7 separate regions of the Homo sapiens genome follow, and regions 1, 2, 3, 4, 5 and 6 are each linked to region 7. The links are chromatin contacts, found by Hi-C or POLR2A ChIA-PET in ENCODE. All regions are on one chromosome and are shown on one strand. The core of a region is the stretch at or near the end of the contact, and the rest is flanking DNA. Distances in the headings are between cores, read along the strand shown.

The links. Hi-C counts contacts between places; a loop is a spot of excess contacts on that map. ChIA-PET counts read pairs that join two places held with the same protein, here RNA polymerase II (POLR2A). Pooled maps may share reads with other maps.
Region 1: a map of CD8-positive, alpha-beta T cell shows a loop between it and region 7 (3-fold over the local background). The contact joins the promoter of MAP1A here to the promoter of TMEM87A in region 7. A Hi-C loop is called at or near these places in 4 of 168 maps with a recorded cell type or tissue (CD8-positive, alpha-beta T cell, naive thymus-derived CD4-positive, alpha-beta T cell and posterior cingulate gyrus) and 10 of 50 pooled maps. POLR2A ChIA-PET finds 5 or more read pairs at or near these places in 2 of 52 experiments (CD4-positive, alpha-beta T cell and CD4-positive, alpha-beta memory T cell).
Region 2: a loop to region 7 is called in a pooled map, with 9 times the contacts of the local background. The contact joins the promoter of ELL3 here to the promoter of TMEM87A in region 7. A Hi-C loop is called at or near these places in 6 of 50 pooled maps. POLR2A ChIA-PET finds 5 or more read pairs at or near these places in 2 of 52 experiments (activated CD4-positive, alpha-beta T cell and activated T-cell).
Region 3: a map of naive thymus-derived CD4-positive, alpha-beta T cell shows a loop between it and region 7 (12-fold over the local background). The contact joins the promoter of PDIA3 here to the promoter of TMEM87A in region 7. A Hi-C loop is called at or near these places in 1 of 168 maps with a recorded cell type or tissue (naive thymus-derived CD4-positive, alpha-beta T cell), 1 of 37 single-sample maps with no recorded cell type and 10 of 50 pooled maps.
Region 4: a loop to region 7 is called in a map of CD8-positive, alpha-beta T cell, with 6 times the contacts of the local background. The contact joins the promoter of RPUSD2 here to the promoter of TMEM87A in region 7. A Hi-C loop is called at or near these places in 2 of 168 maps with a recorded cell type or tissue (CD8-positive, alpha-beta T cell and naive thymus-derived CD4-positive, alpha-beta T cell), 2 of 37 single-sample maps with no recorded cell type and 10 of 50 pooled maps.
Region 5: a loop to region 7 is called in a map of CD8-positive, alpha-beta T cell, with 27 times the contacts of the local background. The contact joins the promoter of VPS18 here to the promoter of TMEM87A in region 7. A Hi-C loop is called at or near these places in 1 of 168 maps with a recorded cell type or tissue (CD8-positive, alpha-beta T cell) and 9 of 50 pooled maps. POLR2A ChIA-PET finds 5 or more read pairs at or near these places in 1 of 52 experiments (naive thymus-derived CD4-positive, alpha-beta T cell).
Region 6: a loop to region 7 is called in a map of naive thymus-derived CD4-positive, alpha-beta T cell, with 12 times the contacts of the local background. The contact joins the promoter of MFAP1 here to the promoter of TMEM87A in region 7. A Hi-C loop is called at or near these places in 2 of 168 maps with a recorded cell type or tissue (both naive thymus-derived CD4-positive, alpha-beta T cell) and 8 of 50 pooled maps. POLR2A ChIA-PET finds 5 or more read pairs at or near these places in 1 of 52 experiments (CD4-positive, alpha-beta T cell).

The regions. Positions count from the first base shown.
Region 1 is chr15:43,516,224-43,518,977 of GRCh38, forward strand. MAP1A (microtubule associated protein 1A) reads left to right here and starts at 1,385. Exons shown (of 6, transcript NM_002373.6): 1 at 1,385-1,477. RefSeq lists an enhancer at 1,860-2,503.
Region 2 is chr15:43,775,545-43,778,457 of GRCh38, forward strand. It overlaps ELL3 (elongation factor for RNA polymerase II 3), which reads right to left and starts at 1,422. Exons shown (of 11, transcript NM_025165.3): 1 at 1,226-1,422; 2 at 965-1,000; 3 at 495-607; 4 at 178-379; 5 at 1-66. The coding sequence starts at 1,357. It also overlaps a transcript of SERF2 not described here. RefSeq lists enhancers at 863-1,391, 885-934, 1,545-1,754 and a silencer at 1,375-1,484.
Region 3 is chr15:43,745,026-43,747,855 of GRCh38, forward strand. PDIA3 (protein disulfide isomerase family A member 3) reads left to right here and starts at 1,413. Exons shown (of 13, transcript NM_005313.5): 1 at 1,413-1,681. The coding sequence starts at 1,515. It also overlaps the pseudogene CATSPER2P1. RefSeq lists a silencer at 1,129-1,428 and enhancers at 1,929-1,978, 1,989-2,038.
Region 4 is chr15:40,568,011-40,570,802 of GRCh38, forward strand. It overlaps RPUSD2 (RNA pseudouridine synthase domain containing 2), which reads left to right and starts at 1,289. Exons shown (of 3, transcript NM_152260.3): 1 at 1,289-1,933. The coding sequence starts at 1,328. RefSeq lists enhancers at 1,231-1,560, 1,622-2,121, 1,871-1,920.
Region 5 is chr15:40,892,938-40,895,731 of GRCh38, forward strand. It overlaps VPS18 (VPS18 core subunit of CORVET and HOPS complexes), which reads left to right and starts at 1,513. Exons shown (of 5, transcript NM_020857.3): 1 at 1,513-1,922. The coding sequence starts at 1,832. RefSeq lists a silencer at 1,229-1,398 and an enhancer at 2,239-2,328.
Region 6 is chr15:43,823,154-43,826,020 of GRCh38, forward strand. MFAP1 (microfibril associated protein 1) reads right to left here and starts at 1,537. Exons shown (of 9, transcript NM_005926.3): 1 at 1,338-1,537. The coding sequence starts at 1,416. RefSeq lists enhancers at 1,341-1,600, 1,353-1,984.
Region 7 is chr15:42,271,918-42,274,897 of GRCh38, forward strand. It overlaps TMEM87A (transmembrane protein 87A), which reads right to left and starts at 1,516. Exons shown (of 20, transcript NM_015497.5): 1 at 1,338-1,516; 2 at 146-206. The coding sequence starts at 1,481. It overlaps GANC (glucosidase alpha, neutral C), which reads left to right and starts at 1,284. Exons shown (of 24, transcript NM_198141.3): 1 at 1,284-2,593. The coding sequence starts at 2,565. RefSeq lists enhancers at 866-1,115, 1,276-1,505, 1,478-2,677.

The DNA.
Region 1 (2,754 bases), core at 135-2,634, 1.2 Mb after region 7:
CGGGGTTGTTGCCATTGTCGCAGATTTGCATCCCCGGATCTAAGCAAGGATTGCTCCCCTTTTGTCCCCTCAACCCCCAAGAGTACTAGTGACTCAGCTCCTCCTCTCCTCTGGCTGCAATTAAGGGGGGATGGGGGATGCTGAGAGCACAGACTATTTTGGCTTCTCTGACCTTCAAAAGTAACTCTTGGCAGCCTGGGGCAAGGGTGGGGCTAGTGTTTGGGTGTGAGTGGGTGGCTGTGATTGTGAGGAAGGCCTTAGGAGCTGGCCAAACTGGGGAGGGTGGATGGGAAGAGGGCAGGGAAGGACTATGTAAGAGCATGAGCATCCTCGGGTTGGAAGGAAGTGCTACCACTCTCCAGATTCTTCCTTTGAGTCCTAGAGCGCTTTACTAAATCTGAGATGGAGGTAGAGACTAAGGGAAACAGGATCAACATTAGAAAGATCCAAATAATATAATATAGAAACAGCAAAGAGACAAGGAGAGAGCAAGAACCCAATCACCCTACAAAGTCATTATAGGGTTTTTTTAATCTAAAGAGTACTTCTGTTACATTTAATAATTGGCCTACAACCTTGCTTGGGCCGGAGGCCCTGGTGATCCTTCTTGGTCCTTGTTAACTCCTTCACTGTAAGGCAGAAAGCTCCCTGTCCCTTCAGGGACTTGTCTCTTCATATCCAATGACTCAAGAATCCCAAGAATCAGTGCCTGTGTGGTTACTGTGTTATGCTGCATTCCCATGAAACTTCATGTAGCTCTCAGGGTCCCTGTGCCCCACCCCAACAGGCTAGGGACCATGTGTCCACTCCGGAATTTCAAACTACCCTCTAACCCTAAAATAAGACTTATTTCTGCCCTCCTTGGTTTCTGTAGTGCTGAGGTTCAGAAGAAGGCAGCACATCTCTGCATCCCCAACCTTTGTCTTAAGCAGTTCCCCACACCTACCCCATGCTTTTGGGCCCCCAGCCTTTGTCTCCTGCTCCTCCAGGGACTGAAGGTCACTCCCTGGATCCATCTGAGGAGAGAGGCAGCAGATGGTTTCTAAGAGAAGGGGGAGAGCCCACGCAGCCCATGCCTCCTATAGCCTCGCTCTGTGCCCTAGCATGGGGCTTTGGTCTTTTGGCTGATGCCAAAAGAATATTTCCTAACTAAGCAGGGTTGGGAGAGAAAGGTCCTATGGGCCATAGGACATTGCAGAGGCTCCTTGAGCTGCTAGACAATCCCTCAGCCCCACAGAGCCAAGCAAAAGCACTGGAGCTCAGACGTCGTGAAGGCAAAGAAACAGTTAAGTCTCCAGTGCCTCGTCACGGACCAGCCCCTCTTCCCCGCCCTGGCGCCGCCCTCCTCATCAAGCACCCCCCTCCCCCCCCCACCGCCCGCCCCACTCCCACCCTAAGTGCTGCAGACTCTTCCCTGAAGCTGCCGGCTGAGGCCGGAGCTGCCGCCTCCATGAGAGGCTTCCTCCTACACCCCAGGGTAAGAACCGAACCAAAGGGCTTGGCATGTGGGGGTACACTGTGATAGGGAGGTGGGATGGGGGTCATGGAAAGGGTGCTGGTACCTAATCTGGCACATCTAGAACTAGCCCAGTGGCAGTAGGCAGGATGGGGAAATGGAGAGAGAAGATGAACGTTACTGGCTGTGGGCCCAGCCTGGACCCAGAACCAGAGGCCACCAGGGGCTGTGACAGTCCACCTCTCCAGCTGGGCGGGGATGGGAGAAATCAGCCTGGGACAGCAGCAGAGGGTGGTGCCACTGGCTCTGCCTGACAGCCCAGGATGCTGGAGGAGTTTGGGGGCTATGTTTCTGGTCAGAGGCAGAAGAATCTGAGAGAAAGGGGGATGTTATGGGAATGTGCCTAATAGGAGGGCCCCTGGGTGTCAGCTGCTGGATTGCTCAGCTGCTCCTATGCTGGGGGTGAGCAGGGCAGTGAGTTTTTGCCAAGTAAGGGAAGGTGGGGGACACTATGGAAAAGAAGGGAGGAAAGGGTCACTAAGACGTGGCACGCGCCTCCTTACAGACCAACCGGTTTGCAGTGGGCTCCCCCACCCTATTCCCTGCGGCTAGCTTTAGAATGGGACTCTAAACCCCCCTTTCTGGCCCTGCCGAGGCCACTCTGGAGACGGAGAACTCCCTCCCCAGCGGCTGCCCTGCATTTCCAGTCGTGTCAACCCCACAGGTTCCCAGTCTCAGCCCTACCCCCACCTCATCTCTGCTTCTCTTCCCAAGATGGGGGCTCTTGAACAGAGGAGCCAGTTTCTTCTCTCTCTCTGCATCCCCCCATCCCCACCCCCCATGCAGAAGCAGCCAAGAAAATGACTTGTCATGCTGGGGTGGGGGGTGGGGGCGGAGCTGGAGCCGGAGCTCAGCGCGCACACTCACACACTGCGGCAAACTGCAGCTGCCCAAACGGTCCCCCTCCCCTTCTGCCTCACTGCGGAGACACCTGCCCTCCTGCCTGCTCAGCCTCTGCACCGCAGCCCACCCCCCCCCGCAACTCCAGCACTGGCTGAGCACTGTGTGTCCCTGCCTCACAAGATGGTCCTCTCTAAAGAAAAAGGAAAAAACGAGTCAGTTCCCTTCAGTGAGAGAGCCAGGGGAGCAGAAGAAACGGCTTTCTCCCAGGCCTGAAAAAGAGAGGCACAGGATATAAACCATGTAATTTCAAGTCAGAACCACTCCCAGGGATAGAGTGAGGAACAGGACCTTATGCCAGGACAGGAACTGGGATCATAGAAGTCTTGTGGTGATAA
Region 2 (2,913 bases), core at 172-2,671, 1.5 Mb after region 7:
GTGCTCCCTTGAGGATCCTGGGAGTGACTGTCCTTGGTTGCTTGCCAGTGGATCTGACACTGACACCTGGTGGGGAAAGTGGCAGGAGCACTTGGTTCCCTGGAGTACTGGGATACCTTGGACTTCAGGCTTTGCCCCACCTTATCACAACTCCCTGCAATTTCTGGCCTCACCCACCTCCTCTAGTGCCATCTGTGGCTGTGATACTGCATCTCCTTCAGAATAGCCTCCTGTGTTCTGCCAACTCTCAGGATGTCTGGCATCTTCAGTCAGGTTGTGTCCCTGAACTGATGATGGGGCTGGGATAGAATCCATGGCTGCCCAAATAATGAGGCGCTCCCTGAGTGAGCCCAGGCAGTGGAGGCTGTTAGGCCCAGACCTGGAAAAGGATGGTGGAAAAAAATAGGAGGGTGGAGACCTCTTAAGCACCTCTCCACATTTCCCTCCCCCACTTTCCACAAACCCTTTCTTGCCGGCTACCTGTTCCCCCTCACCTGAGGAAGCGTTGGCACACAAGGTCCAAGCTACCACCAGCGCCCTCCTGACAACACTGGGACACTATGAAGGAGAAGAGGCAGGACCAACCAGGGCCTGGGAGTCTCAGATACTGGGGGTGGAAGGAGACGGTAAGCCCCATGAAGTCAGCCCCTCCCCCTCCTGCCGCCGCCACTCGTCCGGGAGCCAGTCCGTAAGTAAGACTAAGACGGGTCCCACAGGGCTTGTTAGCACACCAGGTGCAGCTGGGCCTGAGTTCCCCAGGAGGCCGAAACAGCACAGTCCCCTCAAACCACAGCCCCCTGGGACAACCCCAGCAGCCTCCTCGCCCCACTTGGAGTTCAGTTATCGGAACTACCTCAGACCGTGACTACTCGCAGCCTCCGGCCCCGACCGCACCTTCCACCTCCAGCCCACGTTTATGCTCCCTCGCCCTCACCTCGCTCACACACCCTGAGCTCGCACTTACCCCTCGGTGGCCTTGGAAAGCAATCACCGGCCGTACCTGCGGGGAGAGCGAAGATGTGACCGTTGAGCGCAGGTGAAGCAGTGTCCCCAGGATCCGGCGTCCGGAGCCCGGGATCACCTGCCTAGCGGGCTTCACTTGGAGAGGTGGGGAGGCCAGAGCTTGCGGAAGCCGCTCCCTCTCCCCTGCACCTTCTCCAGGGTCGCCGGCTGAGGCCCAAGGTCCCTAGGGGCAGTGACTAGAGAAGAAGGGGGCCGGCCGTACCTGTTGCCGCTGACACTCTTGCAGCGCCCGCAGGGCAGCGTCGTTGAGCCTGAGCAGTAAGAGGCTAGTCCGGGCAGCTTGCGTGAAGCAGAGCCGGAGCTGTCCTCTCAGAGGCTCCTGGAGCTCCTCCATGGCGACGAGTTCGAGTGCAAGCAGCACGGGGGCCACAGGCGAGGGCCACCACCGCCACCTCCTCTGTTCAGGGTTTGGTTGGCACACCCGGTAACCCACGTCTGCCCCACCCTCCGCCAGGAACCCGCCCCCGGCCCCACCTCCCGCCAGCGCCACCCCAAGCTTTCCCAGCCGCGTGGGCGGCGCTTCGCTCTCCCCGGCCAACCGCCCGGACCTCGGCGCTTTCTTCTAGGATCCGCATGAATCGCTTTGGGCTATCGGAAGAGCTATCCCCAGTTCTCGGGAGAAAGAGTCCGCGACCAGCGTCTGACCTCTCACTCAGAGTCCCCAGTCCTGCCTTAGTTTCCCCAGCGACCCTGAATTTGGAGTTGCTGTCTCTAAGTGAAAGCTGAACCTGCAACCCCTTGAGGGTTTCAGCCGCAGAGGGGCGGGAGAAAGGGCCTGGTTGGTAGGCGGGCTCAGCGGTTCGCGCCCAGTTAGCCCCGAGCTTCGGAGACCCGAGAGACCAGAGGATGGCTGACACGAAGGGGCACCCGAGACAGCGCCTGGGCTTTTTCCCGCCCGCGGTTCCACCGCTCTGAAACCGATTTCTAACAGAGAGGTAATTGGGGCCCTGCGGTTGTGGTGGCAGCAGTGAAAGTTGGCTGTCACCGACTGGAGCGCCCCCAGTTGGTGGGCAGGGATACGGGCGCGGGTAGTGGCAGGAAAGTTGCAGGGCAGAGAGCCAGAACCCAGTCCTAGGTCTCACCTCGTGGCCTAAACACGCGTCAGAGTGGTGAGACCGCTCCCTGAGGAGGGCCAGGAGCTGCCATGAAGTCGCCAGGCATTCCAGAGGGCCAGATCCTGGTGCACTGAGACCCCAGCACCAACCTCTGGCCAGCCCTTGGTGTCTCCACTTGTTCCTGTTTGATTATGTTTCCCAAGAGCCCCGATGTTGTCCTGTTTCCTAAACAGGATCCCTCTGTTAAATCCCTGGACCTGCACAATCCCCGGGAACCTTAACGTCCTCTACTACAAATAAAATTACCTATACATTTGTCAAAACTCATAAAAAAAAAATACATTTTTTTTTTTTTTTTTGAGACGAAGTCTTGCTCTGTCGCCCAGGCTGGAGTGCAGTGGCACGATCTCCGCTCACTGCAAGCCCCGCCTCCTGGGTTCACGCCATTCTCCTGCCTCAGCCTCCCGAGTAACTGGGACTACGGGCACCCACCACCACGCCTGGCTAATGTTTTGTATTTTTAGTAGAGATGGGGTTTCACCGTGTTAGCCAGGATGGTTTTGATCTCCTGACCTCGTGATCCACCCGCCTCGGCTTCCCAAAGTGCTGGGATTACAGGGATGAGCCACCGCGCCCGGCTAATACACATAAAATTTGTATGTAAATTATACTTCAATAAAGTTGATCTTTAAAATCTGTGCTATTTCTGTTTCTCTGCGGCAATATCCTAATCTGATAAACAGTTGTGGTAATGGATAAAGCTGGTCTCTTAGCTGGGCATGGCGGTGCATGCCTGTAGTCCCAGCTACTCAGGAGGCTGAAGCAGGAGGATCGC
Region 3 (2,830 bases), core at 163-2,662, 1.5 Mb after region 7:
TAACTCCTGATAGTGTGTCGCAGCACAGCTTGGCTCAAGCCTTGCAAATGCTCGATGAGAGAGAAAGTATCGATGAGACGTGAACGAATGGCATCAGCTCGGGGAAGCTGCATCTGCCCTTCTTGTTGGTAAGCGGCCATGTCTGCTAAGAAAATGTAAGCATCAAGTGTCATTTCATTCTTGGAGCTGCACCAAGGATTACAGGTTTTCTGTCCCCTCCTCCCCACCCTCTTTGCCCTTAAGATTCCTTAATGTACCCACATCTACGAACTAGGAGCAGTTGGGCAGAACAAACATTCTACTAAGACTCAGGGTTTTTTGAAACAAAAGGGGCTAAGAGTGGTAAAGACATTGAGCAGTCGACCAAGTGGCCAGGCATCTTCACTTTGTGACGGCACTACCAATTAAAAGCTCATTAAAAAAAAAAAAAAAAAAAAAAAAAGTCCGGGCGTGGTGGCTCACGCCTGTAATTCCAGCACTTTGGAATGCCGAGGCGAGCGGATCACGAGGTCAGGAGATAGAGACCATCCTGGCTAACACGGTGAAACCCGGTCTCTACTAAAAATACAAAAAATTAGCCGGGCGTGGTGGCGGGCGCCTGTAGGCCCAGCTACTCGGGAAGCTGAGGCAGGAGAATGGCGTGAACCCGGGAGGCAGAGCTTGCAGTGAGCGGAGATCGCGCCACTGCACTCCAGCGTGGGGGACAGAGCAAGACGGCATCTCAGACAAAACAAAACAAAACAAAACAAGAAACTCAATAAAAAAGGAGCAGCCACAAGGGCAGGGGCCCGGGGCTGGACAAAGAAGAACCTGGGTCCCACCTGGGCCTGAGAGAATCGGGCAATGAGGTGGAGTTGGGGGAGGGCTTGGCCTGCCCACGCAAGAGAAACCAAGTGAAGAGAAATTGGACAAAATGCCAAAGCCTGACATTTTGAAAATGGGTCCCGTCCCAAGTGTGTCCACTCCAACACTCCTTCGGGGGCTAGCTCCTTCTCTCCTCCATTCTCGCTTCTGGGCCTCACCTCAGCCCAGGTTCTCTTCGCCCACTCAGTCCTGACTTCACGCTTCCACCTCCAGCTCAGGCGCCCCCTGAGCCCGGCTACCCCTACGCAGGACGAGCTCAGGGCCGGCTCCCAGCCTCACTGCGCCCCATTTCCCGCCCCGCCCGACCCCCAGGTTTCGGCTCACCCCGGGACCCGGCCCTAGCCCCTGCCCCCAGCCCAGGACCGGGCCCAGCCACGCTCGCCCAGACACTCGCCGCCTCGGCCCCGCCCCGCGCTCCGGCCACTCGGCGGTAACGAGTTGGTCCCGCCCGCCCGACGAAGGCGACGCGCAGCCAATCAGCGGCTGCCACACAGCGGCCCAAGCCGGGTTTGGGGGTTGGGACCTCCGGCTGCAGGTCCGCCTGGGCCAGACGCGCGAGCGCAAGCAGCGGGTTAGTGGTCGCGCGCCCGACCTCCGCAGTCCCAGCCGAGCCGCGACCCTTCCGGCCGTCCCCACCCCACCTCGCCGCCATGCGCCTCCGCCGCCTAGCGCTGTTCCCGGGTGTGGCGCTGCTTCTTGCCGCGGCCCGCCTCGCCGCTGCCTCCGACGTGCTAGAACTCACGGACGACAACTTCGAGAGTCGCATCTCCGACACGGGCTCTGCGGGCCTCATGCTCGTCGAGTTCTTCGCCCCCTGGTGAGTCCATTCTGCCGAGGCGGGGGAAGAAAGGCGGGGCTGGGCCGGGGGCGAGAGCGCGGGGAACTGTTGGGCCTACGCAGCGCCGGGGCCCTTCATTCCTGTGGGCCCCTGCTGCGGCGGGCACATTTCTCATTCCCGGGAGCTGGAGGCGCCTCGCCGAGAGCGGGGGAGTCGGTGCTGATCGGCCCAAGGAAAACCCGAAGGCTGCGCTCACGCAGGGCCTCATCCTTATCTCGGTGCTCTTGTGGCACTTCCTATTTGCAGAGGGTTTTGCCACCCCTTCCCCCAGTCCAATATGTAGCTATATCTTTTCTGCGTGAGTCAGTATTAATGCTCCTCCAGTCTACAGACTAGGCATCCCAAAGCCTTGTAGTGGAAGCGGACGTTTCACCAAATGCAGAAGTCCTGGATCCCTAGGGTATTTCCTTTCATCTTACCTCACGCCGCACAGCCATTGGTTTCTAGCCAAGGTCACTGAGTGGCTGCAGAATGGTCGTAAGTGCTTTCTTGAGGCAGGTAATTTGTCCGTCACATGGTGTACAGTTTCTCCCTTCAGCTGATCACTTACATCTCAGTACCGGCAGATACCTCTGTCCAAACGAAAGGAGTACGTGAACAAGAATAATTCCATCAGAATCTGTCCATATTGTCTGTTTTAAATAGCATTTCTTTAAAATGTCAAAAAAGACTCCAATGAGAAAATAACCAATATTGATTACATACTCCACTTTAGGGTGACTTAAGTGATCAAGGGTGTAAATTCCTTAGATAGAACTAACTCGAAATAAAAAACTGTTGGGGAGAAGGAAGAGCAAATAAGATTTCTGGCCCAGTCAACTTGAGTGTTTGTTTTTTTTTTTTATTTGTGTGTGTGTGTGTTTTTAAACCTCCAGATCATTACCAGAGTAAACAGTGATTCCTTTATCCTGGGGATAGCTCTCTATATATAATTCAATATATATAATTACAGTACTTAATTTTTCCCCTCCTGGCACAGTGACCCTTGGTTTAATACTATCCGTGTTCAAAAATGTCAGTAAAAGTTGTGTATAACTTTTATTTGCTTCAGACTCAGGTCTTCCCTTCTTAGCCTCAAACAACTTGCTAAGGGTTACACGAAAAAAGTCCTGTAGTAAAGACCACCTG
Region 4 (2,792 bases), core at 39-2,538, 1.7 Mb before region 7:
TTTTGGCAAACTAACATTGAAATGCCTCCTTATTTGGAAGAATCCCACTCTGGATACCAAAGAGGGTTAGATTCTTGGCCGGGCGCGGTGGCTTACGCCTGTAATCCCAGCACTCATAATATAAAAATTAGCCAGGCGTGGTGGTGCGTGCCTGTAGTCCCAGCCACTCAGGAGGCTGAGGCAGAAGAATGGCTTGAACTCAGGAGGCGGAGGTTGCAGTGAGGTGAAATCGCTCCACTGCACTCCAGCCTGGGCGACAGAGCAAGACTCCGTCTCAAAAAAAAAAAAAAAAAAAAAAAAAAAGAGGGTTAAATTCTTCCATCTCCAGGCACCCTGGAAGTGAGGGCTCAGAGCAATGAGGTTTGGCTGATGGAAGTCCTCCCCTGCAGGACTCTTAACCTTGGAAGAGGGACACAGAGACACAGGGAGATTTAGGGGTCTCCAAGGGGTGGCAGGGCTGCAGGAAAAAGAGTCCTTTGGCACAACATAGTTTCTTGTGTCTACTGCATCCCAACTGGGTTTCTTCCCTGACATGTCTGAAGCCAGGCTCTCAAAAGGCTTGGTTTCCCTTGATTTGGCCCTTTTTCTGAGCCTAGTCTCCAGTTGTCTTGTGAATTCTATGAGGCACTAATATACTTTCCATAATTCTATCTCTGATGAAATTAGCCAGAGTTGGTTTATTTTGCACTTAAGAACCCTCGCCATATATCCTCTGATCTATTTGCAGTTTTAATCTCAGGATGGAAGCATGTGGGAGGCGAATGGGGATCACTAATCCTTCTCATGCTGTTAGGGGGAAACACAGGTGTGAACACATTGCTTCTGGGGTGCTTGTGTGTGTTTTAAATACATATATAACAATCTTACTGAGATACAAGTCACATACTATAATATTGACCCTTTTAAAATATAGAATACAGTGGGTTTTAGTATATTCGCAGAGTTTAGCAATCTTTATTCTGGTTGTTAGTTTTTGTTTTGTCTTAAATAAAGCTCCTTTCAAGCGTTTCTTCAGACCCAAGGGACTACTCGGAATTTACACGACCTACTCCTGTCATGGCCTTTACACGGAGCAATTCCAAGGGTTTCCTTTATAAATAACGTCGTATCTCCCTAATAGGAAGACGTCTGAGTAAGGTCACTTTTGGTGAGACATTTACAGTCTCTCATCTCTAAGCTCACTCAATTCACCTAATTTAATTCGAGCAGCTCACTCATTCGCTCACTTATCGCAGACCCCGCCTCGGGACTGGGCCTCCCTGATTCGCTGGGGCCGAGTGACGTCCTCAGATCGCGACCCTGGGAGTGGAGTGGGGGCAGCGTGGTTATGTGGCTGGACCGCCGCGGATGGCTCAGGGTTCTTGGACATTGGCGCTACGACCTTAGGCGCCCTAGCTTTACCAGGACTTGGAGTGGCGATAAGGGCCCAATGGCAGAAACAGTGTCTACCCAGGTTGGGACAGAGGGCGGGCTGAGGGCTTCGCATCAGCAAAACGGTGACGCTGGTGGCGACGCGAAGGTTGAGCTGTCCCCCGGGCCCCCGAAGCCGGCTGGCCGGGAAGTGGAGCCGGCCCCAGTAGGCGGGGAGCATCCCTCGGCTGCAGCCCCAGGCCCGGGCAAGCATAAGAAGCGGCGGGGCGCAACCAGGGAGCGTGTCGTGCCGCCCCCGAAGAAGCGGCGGACCGGGGTGAGCTTCGGAGATGAGCACTTTGCAGAAACCAGTTATTACTTCGAGGGCGGCCTGCGTAAGGTGCGGCCCTATTACTTTGACTTCCGGACCTACTGCAAAGGTCGCTGGGTGGGCCACAGCTTGCTGCACGTCTTCAGTACCGAGTTCCGAGCTCAGCCCCTGGCCTACTATGAGGCCGCGGTCCGGGCGGGCCGCCTGCAACTCAACGAGAAGCCGGTGCAGGACCTCAACATCGTGCTCAAGGTGGAGTCCTGATGGGGCTGGCCAGAAGCGGGCGAGGAAAAGGGGCCGGGTTTTGTTTTGTTTTGTTTTGTTTTTTAGTCTTAGTAAAGCATAGGTACTGGATTAAAATCATGGCAATTCTAAAGCGTTCTCGCTTTCATTTGGAACACTATTTTAGCCCGTTTCCCACCTCCGCAAGTGGCCAGGGTGTCTGTGCTTCAGGACTCAGCCTGTTTATCCTCTTCCTCAAGGCAGCTTCCTTGTTTCCAAGGGACAGAAGTTGGAATTTTCATAATTCCTTTAAACACCGTCTTGTGGCAAGGGCACTGATCACTTTACCCTGCGTTGTAGATCTCTGTGCAAATAGTAATAATAGGGGCTATCATTTATGTCTCTTTACTGTGTGCTGGGCACAAAGTTAAACATTGTATGTCCACTAATTCTAATGACAGCCTTGTGAAGTAGGTATTGCCACTCCATTTTACCTCTGAGGAAACTAAGGAAACTCACAGGGGTAAGGCTATCAACAGTGCCACTACCAAAGCCTATGTTCCTATAACTACTACTTAAACTATTTAACATAGAGTTATGAGATGTCAGGGATAGAGACTAGAATTGTTTAGCCCAGTGCTTTGACTCCTTTAAAATTCCATCACATCTATGAGGTACCAGACACCCCTGTCAGAAGTAACACTGTTTACCTCTCAGTAACACTAGTTTACCATGGTTGTGAGTGGAGAAAAGGCGATTACAGCATTTGGGGAATGGATGGTTTTGGAGTAACTTGTTCCATTGATCAATCGATTTGCGTCAATATATCATACATTGACGAATTCCCTCTCCTATCCCAATTTCTAAAGCACAGATCTGGTCTAACCCT
Region 5 (2,794 bases), core at 263-2,762, 1.4 Mb before region 7:
CAGGGCAGCTCCCTGTCTGGGATCACTTTTCTTAGAGGAAGCCTCCTGCCTATTGTCCTGCTCCTGCACTTCCCTCCTGGGACCTGGCAACCTCAGGTGGGAAGGCTGCATTGAGGCTGCAGGCTTGGTCAAGAGAAGCAGGACCCTGGTGCGAAGGGAAATGAGCCTGGACAGCATACTTGTCACCTGCCCCAGGACTAGTGCCCCTCCAAGCCAGAGAGCCCAGATAGCCCTCAGTGGGGCTGGTGAGAGTCACAGTTCTCCGCACGTGGCCAGGAAGTTGAGCAAGAGTAACCCAACCACATAAGGTATGGTGCAAACCTGGAAACTTCTGAGAGCAAAGGGATGCTCTTAGTTGTTAGGCGGGGGCCGCCCAGCAGAGCCAGGACGGTGGCGACCCTAGTCCAGAGCCTTCCACTTTAGCAAGGTAGAATCCAAGGGCCCCAGAAGGGAACAGACTCCATCTGGGTCGCCTAAGCAGGTGAGAGAGGAAAACCCAACCACAGTCGCGCCCCAGCCCTCGCAGGTCCCTGGCTGAGGACTCCCCTCTCCACCTCAGGCTGGGCGGCCCCCGCCTTCACGCTTGCTCCCACTTGTCCCTCGTTCTTGCTAGGCTTGGCAGGTATTTGTTCCCTGCTCCTTCACGCTCTCAGTGCCGTGGCCACGTCGCTGGGTACGCCCCACCAGGCAAGAGACATTTTCCGTCTTGTTCTCTGCCACGTCCCCAGAGCCTGGAACAGTGCTTGGCACAGAGTGGACGCTCATTCGTGGAGTAAGTGCCTGATGGATAATCCATCACTTGCTTTTCTAGTATGAATGGTCTATTTACGGGTCCAGCGCCCCTGCTGGCTTACGACCTTTTCCAGGGCGGGGAGGGGCTGTCCTCATCTCTGTGACCCCAGCGCCCAGCCCAAGGCCTGGCACAGAGTAAGTGCTCAACCACATTTTGGTGAATGAGTGAATGGAAGCGGCCCAGCAACCCTGAGCCAAGGAGCCACTGTGGGGCAGGTCAGGGCGGTTCCTGGCACAGGGCTTCCCACTAGCCTGGCCACCAGCTCTGCGGTCTCCTGGAAGCTGGGGGGCCTTTGGGTAAGGGAGAAGAGTGGCCAGGAGTTGTCTGCGTGTGCCCTGTGACGGTGGGATAGAGACAGCGATTGGATTGAGGAACGGGAGGTTCCCCGAGGCTGTTTAGAGAGGCGGGAGCGGGAGCTGGTCAGGGAGGCTGGACAGACCACCCGAGGGAGCGGAGCTTGGGCACGAAAGCCAAAACTGGGCGGCGCGGGGCGGGTGGGGAAGGCCGGCTGAGAAAGCCGGGATTGCCTCCTGGTGTCAAAGCTCGGAACTGCAGCAGGATCCTGGGGGCGGGGCTTGTGTTCAGCAGCACTCGCCACGCGCCCAGCCCTCAGCCCTCGTCTCGCCTTCTGCTGGCTGGCCCGGCGACGTTGTGCGCCAGCGTACGCGGGGCTCTGAGAACCCGGAAGTTACGTTTTAGGCCCGCGTCACGGGGGCGGGAGTCAGCTGAGCTGCCGGGGCGAGGTTGGGATCACCTGGCACCGGCTGAAGGGAGCCTGTGATTTTTTTGTAGCGGGGGCGGGGAGTAAGGTGCAAGACTGCGCCAGATTCAAGGACGAGGGCTGCCCGATTATCTCGCTGCATAAGGCAAGAGCAAGAGGATCCTCAGGATTTTAAAGAGGAGGCGACGGCTGCAGGTTCCCAGGATCTGTCAGAGGCTGGGGAGTTACAGCTTCCATTCTGGGGCGACGGGGACCCCGGGGGGGTAGCCCTTTTGTAATCCCCAGGCCCCGGACAAAGAGCCCAGAGGCCGGGCACCATGGCGTCCATCCTGGATGAGTACGAGAACTCGCTGTCCCGCTCGGCCGTCTTGCAGCCCGGCTGCCCTAGCGTGGGCATCCCCCACTCGGGTAAGGAAGAGGAGGGTGCCGCTGCCCCTTTCGGCTCTCCTAGCATTTGCGTGGGAGCAGCGAGGAGGGCAGCTCCAAGAGCTCGGGGTCATCCCCTGGGCCGTGCCTTCCGGGTCTAGGCCCCTGATTCTCCTCAGGCTCTCTTGGCCCCCAGCTGGTGGATAGTCGAAGTTTGAAAGAGCAACGGGAGCTGCCGCGTGATCTAGGCTCTACCGCTAGGGTCCTTTTGAGAGGGAATTGGGGCCCAGATAAGGAATTACTCACCTACAGGGCGCAGTTGGGCTGTTGGGAGAACTTAGAATGGGCTCCCGGCTTCTGCTGATGCTTTTCCCACCAGGCCCCTTCTGGAGGTGGGAGGGAAGGAATGGACAAAGAAAGTGGTGAAGGCGGAGTATTGCAGAGGAAGAAGGGAGGGTCCCAGAGGGAATTTTGTCGCTGAACGGGGAAAATGGAGATGAAATCTTTTTGGCCTTGGCTATAGCTGGGTGCAGCCTGGAGTTTGGGGACGTTTTTGTAGAAAGTAGTGAGTCTCCAGGAGAATGAGGGCATAGGGAGCCCTGGGGAACTGTTCCAGTGAGTGGAGTTAACGAATTGGAGCTGCTTTCACTCTAGTCTTTACCTTCATTCAATGCTCAAAATATCCCAGCACTTGCCAACTCTACACTGAGGCTCATTACCGCATGGGCAGGGAGGGGGGCAGAGAATGGGGCTATACTACTTCAGTTAAGCTGGGATTGCTGGGCCAAAGACCTGATAAGGGAGAATACCCAGACCACCAGTCCCGTCCCACCTCCACGCAGCCCCATTACCAGTGGGAGCAGGTATATCATGCTGTGACAGCATCTTAAGGGTTCAAAGAATCAACCCCTCAC
Region 6 (2,867 bases), core at 287-2,786, 1.6 Mb after region 7:
AGAGATTGGCGGGGGTGGGGGGTGGTCTCGCTATGTTGCCCAAGCTGGTCTTGAACTCCTGGCCTCAAGCGATCCTCCTGCCTCAGCCTCCCGAAGTGCTGAGATTACAGGTGTAAGCCACTGTGCTCCACAAATTCTTATGTTCTTATAACTTACTTTGGGGAGCAATTGGCAACAGGTACTAAATAAAGCTAGTATTGGCTAGAGAATGACAATTGCAGAACTTTCTTTTTTTTTTTTTGAGAGAGTGTCTCACACTGTGGCCCAGGCTGGAGTGCAATGGTGCGATCTCTGCTCACTGCGACCTCCACCTCCCGGGTTCAAGCAATTCTCCTGCCTCAGATTCCCAAGTAGCTGGGATTACAGGTACCCACCACCATGCATGGCTAATTTTTTGTATTTTTAGTAGAGACGGGGTTTCGCCATGATCGCCAGGCTGTCTTGAACTCCTGACCTCAGGTGTTCAGCCCGCCTCAGCCTCCCAAAGTGCTGGGTTTATGGGCATAAGACACCGTGCCTGGCCGCAGCACTTTTTTGAACAAGGGGACAACCACCTGCCTCTCAGTAGGGAATAAAGTGTGGATTACAGTTTATTTTATACAATGGAATTCATAAGCTGTTAAGATGAATGAATTAGATGTATAGGGATCCAAAGATAATTCTCAAAAGCCATGTTGAGACTAGATACGGCGGCATCTACTCGGGAGGCTGAGGCAGGAGGACAGCCTGAGCCCCAGGAATTCGAGTCCAGCCTGGGCAGCATAAGCAGACTTCTATGGACAGCAAAAGAGGGACTGTATCCCGCACAATGCCCTGCCAACAGGCATTCTCTATCTATCTATCTAGTCTGATATTATATACATATTCTGATATATACTTAAGTTCCTAATTATTAGATTAATAATATACTTAAGTTCCTAAGTAATTACACTAATAATACATAAATTCTTGTAATTATATGTAATTAGTGATATTATATTCTAATCATAATATATATTAGACTAATACATATATTCTAGCATATATATATTAGACATATATATTCTGATATATACTTAAGTTCCTAATGTTTTTATATGTGTAATATATATTATATATATGTAACATTAGTCTAAGGAATTTGTGGAGGCTAACAGAAGAGAGGTGCTTGCTGAATACGAGAGCAGGCCACAGGAACAAGATCGGATGCAAGTGGGTGGGGGTGGAAAGATCGAAGAATCTGGCAGCCAGATCTCAAGAGCTGGCGGGGTTGGAGTGGTCTGTCCGGGAGAGGTCTGGAGGTTGCTGGGGCCGGAAGGGGTTAAAATTCGACTGGGAAGAGGGTGTTAGCACCGTACCTTTCTCATTGCGAACTGGGACGGCCCCAGCCGTAGACTGAATGGGCGGTTGCTTCATGAGAGCGCTTGGGACCGACATGTTGATGGCAGCGACGGTGATTCCCGAAACTTGACTAATTCCAAACAGTGAACACCAGCAACGTCAACGAAGAGAAGAAATTCCTTCCACCTGAGTCCGCGAACACAGCTGCGCGACTGATAGAGAAACTACTTACGGCTGAGCTAGATAAACCGGAAATACGTGACGAGAGGATTGTGGGATGGTGGACGACGTTTGGGCGCCCACAGCTAGGAAGTCGAGTCGGTTTCTGCGCATGCTCATTGGCTGCCCGCATGTCCTCTACGTCGCAGAATTTGGAAGCAGCTTTTGGCGGGAAATTTTGCTTCCTTTGGGCTTTGCTGTTAGGACTCTGCGGTGAGGAAGGTTCGAATGAAAGATTTTACGTGTTAGCTTGGTTTGAAGCCAAGAACGGTATAGTGAATAAGAAACTCAGGCGACAGTGAGTTACTGTTTGAATGGCTTGTTGAAAGCTCAGAAGAAGTAGAGTTTGATGGAATAAAAATCTTGCCAGTAGTATCCGATTAGCTTAGTTCATAAGGCCAGGGTGGGCTGTGGTGCGGTATTTGGTTTCACAGGGCAGGTGGTGCTGATTTAGGCCAGTGACCGAAAAAAAAAAAAAAAAAACTCCCGAGGTGCCTGGGACATTGCCCACCTGAAATCCCAAAACTCCACTTTTTTAGGCTTTCAGGTTTTTCCAGTTTCTGGAAACTACCTATTAAAATACATTCCTGGCTAGAAAATGTTTGTATTTAAATATCTAAGTAATTATTATTCTTTTGAGACTGTCTTTTTCTGTCACCCAGGCTGGAGTGCAGTGGCTCGATCTCAGCTCACTGCAGTCTCCACCTCCCGGGTTTAAGCAATTCTCGTGCCTCAGCCTTCTGATTAGCTGGGATTACAGGCGCCTGCCACCACTCCCTGCTGATTTTTGTATTTTTAGTAGAGACGAGGTTTCACCATGTTGGCCAGGCTTAAGTGATCCGCCCACTCCGGCCTCCCACAGTGCTGAGTGTTGGCGTGGGCCACCACTCCCGGCTAATTTTTGTATTTTTAGTAGAGGCAGGGTTTCGCCATGTTGCCCAGGCTGGTCTTGAACTCCTGACCTCAGATGATCCACCTACCTCGGCCTCCCCAAAGTGCTGGGATTACAGAGGTGAGCCACCGCACCCGGCCTATTTAAGAACTCTTTAAGGACTTACAGGATAATAACAGAAGCAGCTCCAATTTACAAGCTGAGTCGTGTTAAAAAATATATATAATATTGGCTAATTGGAAAGTCAGGACACATTTCACAGTAGAAAGGACTTTATAACTGCGGGGGAGACAAGGGACAGTAGGAACAAAGTCTTAAAGTCCAGAAACAGTATGTTTTATACAGGACACCATGAAAAGTTTGGTTTTATCAGTAATTTTTGAGTCATGAGGGGCCTTGAAGTTGCTATTAATATGATTAACCCAAATTACTTCAC
Region 7 (2,980 bases), core at 266-2,765:
AAAAGGACCTTAGTAATACTAAAAATATTTATACCTAGATAATGCCAGACTATTAGATTTCAGAACTTATAAAATAGGTAATTTAAAACATTACCTATAAATTTTTAAAATTCAAATTAAAACTTCATGAAATTCAAAAACTCACACTTCAGGAAGATAGTGGTATTTCTGAAGAGGATCTTTCCAAAACTAAAATAATTTTTCCCCTGCAAACATAAAGGAAAGATAATTAGCCTCAGATGGCTTCAATTACCAAAGCATCATATAACTATCTAAGACTGCTAGAAATTCCAACTTAACTTAAATCTTTATGGGACGTACCCCTTAATCAGTTCATTCCCTTTACTCACCAATCACTGCTCAGAATAACCAATCATTTTTTCTAATGAACTATTCTGTGTGCAAATAACCAGAGTTTTATTTTCAAATCTAAAAAGACTTAACTATTAACCATTTTAGTAACAAGTAAAAACCTAACTGAACACCTGAAAATCTTCACCACTGAACAAAAGGTATAACGTTTACCATAATAAAAGCCCAAATAAGATTTGGACATTACAGTCAGTGAGCAGAGCAGAATGAAACAAAAAGGCCAACGTAGGTTTAATGGGGCTAATGCTTTTCAGCATTTCCTCCCTGCATCTGGTTTTTGTCTGCTCACAGGACTATACCTGTTACTGAAATAAGGTTTAAAATGGGTAAGGGGCAGAAAGGGTCAACCCATGTAGTTAATTATCCAAATGAAAGACTAGCCTTACCACATTAAATTTTAAGTACTATTTCTTCAATTTTAACCATTCCCATGTTAAAACACATTTCTTAAATCTCTATGCTTTCTAGTCACACAGTAAAGCTTAGAATAGCCATTCCAAAGTTGAAGCGAAGTCGAACCATCTCGTAAGCAGAATTACCCAGGGACCAAGAAGTGCAGAGGAAGAAAAAGAAAGAAAGAAATGAAGACTCCTATTTACATATCTTTCTTATCCAACCCGGGGACACTGGATTCTGTGAAACATCTGAAAGATAAACAACTCTCCGTTTGTACATCAAGTTTACATCTCAAGTCAGGCACTGAAAGTTCTGTTTTTCTGATGAGAAGCCGCTCCACCACTCCTTTCTGTTGCTGAAGTGGCCCTTACATTCCCGCTAGCCTAATCACAGAAGTGCGCGGCTTTCCACTCCAGGGAGGTGGGTCCCAGTTGGCTAGCCACACAGACCATCCCAGCAACCCCACCCCTTTTGAAGAGACTTTTGCGGAACCTTCATGGACCCCTTGGGCCGCCGTAGCCCCACCCCTTGCTCCTCTAGGTTCAGACGTTAGTGAAGTGAATACTCACCGACGGTATCGGAATGTGCCATTTGGACCGGTCGGCAGCAGCTACGGTTGCCGGTCCCGCACTGAAAAACGACAGTGGTGACGGGTGAGCTCCCAGAAGCAGAAGAATGACAGGCAACACCTGAAGCCACGCAGCCGCCGCCATCTTCACAGCCGTGGAGTGCCTACCGAAAGCATTTCACCCTCTTCCGGTTCGTCCCGCCTTCTTCCGGCTCTGCTCTAAGGGCGGGATTATCCGGGTCCTGGAAACGTCGCGGAGCTTGTTTGCTGTGCGGCGTAGCGGCCCCTCTCTCAGACAGTCGTCTGTGCGCCGTGAGACTTTGGACCTACTGCGCAGGCGTCATCCTGTTGGAACCTGGTCAGCTGGGTTAGAGAGATCGCTACATGCCAGCCTGGCCTGAGTCTTTTCTGTCTCCCAGCCGTTAAAGGTTTTAGGACCAGGCAGGCACCCCGTGCAGGATTTGGCTCTCTACTTCCGCTCGCCCCAGCCCTTCATCCCTTCTAAGTCAATGTCAGACTTTGGGGCCAGAAAGTCTGGAAAAGCCCTAAGCCTGGCTGCCCAAGTGGCGTCTAGTAGTGAGTTCTCCGGTTTGGGTGGTATTTAAGCAAAGGCTGGAATTCGGCGGTGGTGGAGTACACGCGATTCCTAGACTGGGTAGTGTAACAACCTTCAAAGGCCCCTTCTAGCCCTGAAGAGTACGATGCTGCAGTACAATCTGGCTGGAGACCTAGCCTCCAGCAAAGACCCGGCCGGCACTTCCCACCCTTAACCGAAAACGGAGACAGAGAGGGTCAGTTTTCAAAATCTGTGGCGTGACCCCGCCACTGAGATAGATCTGCAGATGCTTCGTCCCAGTCAGGGAGGCCGTCTCGGCATTTCCAGGTTCTTAACGCTCTTGATTTTTACCCTCTAGGACTCATTGCGTACACGCCCTCACCGCCGCCCAGTTTCGGTTCCTAACAAAAGCACGTTCCTCATCAGCCACCCATAATCAAGACAAATTTGCCAAATAAATCATTGTAGAAACGCTAGTTTGGGCCTGAAAAATTCCAGGAGCAAGAGTCAAGATTTGTCACTCCATGAGAATCTGGAGGGGACTCCCTTCCCAGAAACTTGACGATGAAGTACTGGTTGTAATTTTAGAAAGACACCCAATCGGCTTTTTTAAAAGATCGCCCAGGGCCCTTGTCCTGAGAGCTGGGAGCTGGTCGGAGTGACAGAGAAGCCATGGAAGCAGCAGTGAAAGAGGAAATAAGGTAAAGGCCAAGTGCTTCTGTAGCGAGTGACCCCAGGGTCCCTAGAAACAGGGAATAGTGTTTTAATTGCATTTCTTATTTGCGTATTTGGTATTTGCTGACCTTTATCTTTTCTCTCAATTCGCGGGAAGTTAGTTGATATTAATAGCCTCTCATAAAATACTTTCAGGATGGTTAAATAGGCCGGGTGCAGTGGCTCACGCAGGTAATCCCACAGCACTTTGGGAGGCTAAGGTGGGAGGATCGCTTGAGTTCAGGAGTTCGAGACCCCCTCCCCGCCCCCTCGGAGTCCCAGCTACTTGGGAGACCACTGGGAGGATGGATTTGGAGGCTGCAGTGGAGCTGTGATCTTGCCACTGCTTGGGCAACAAAGTGAGACCCTGTCTC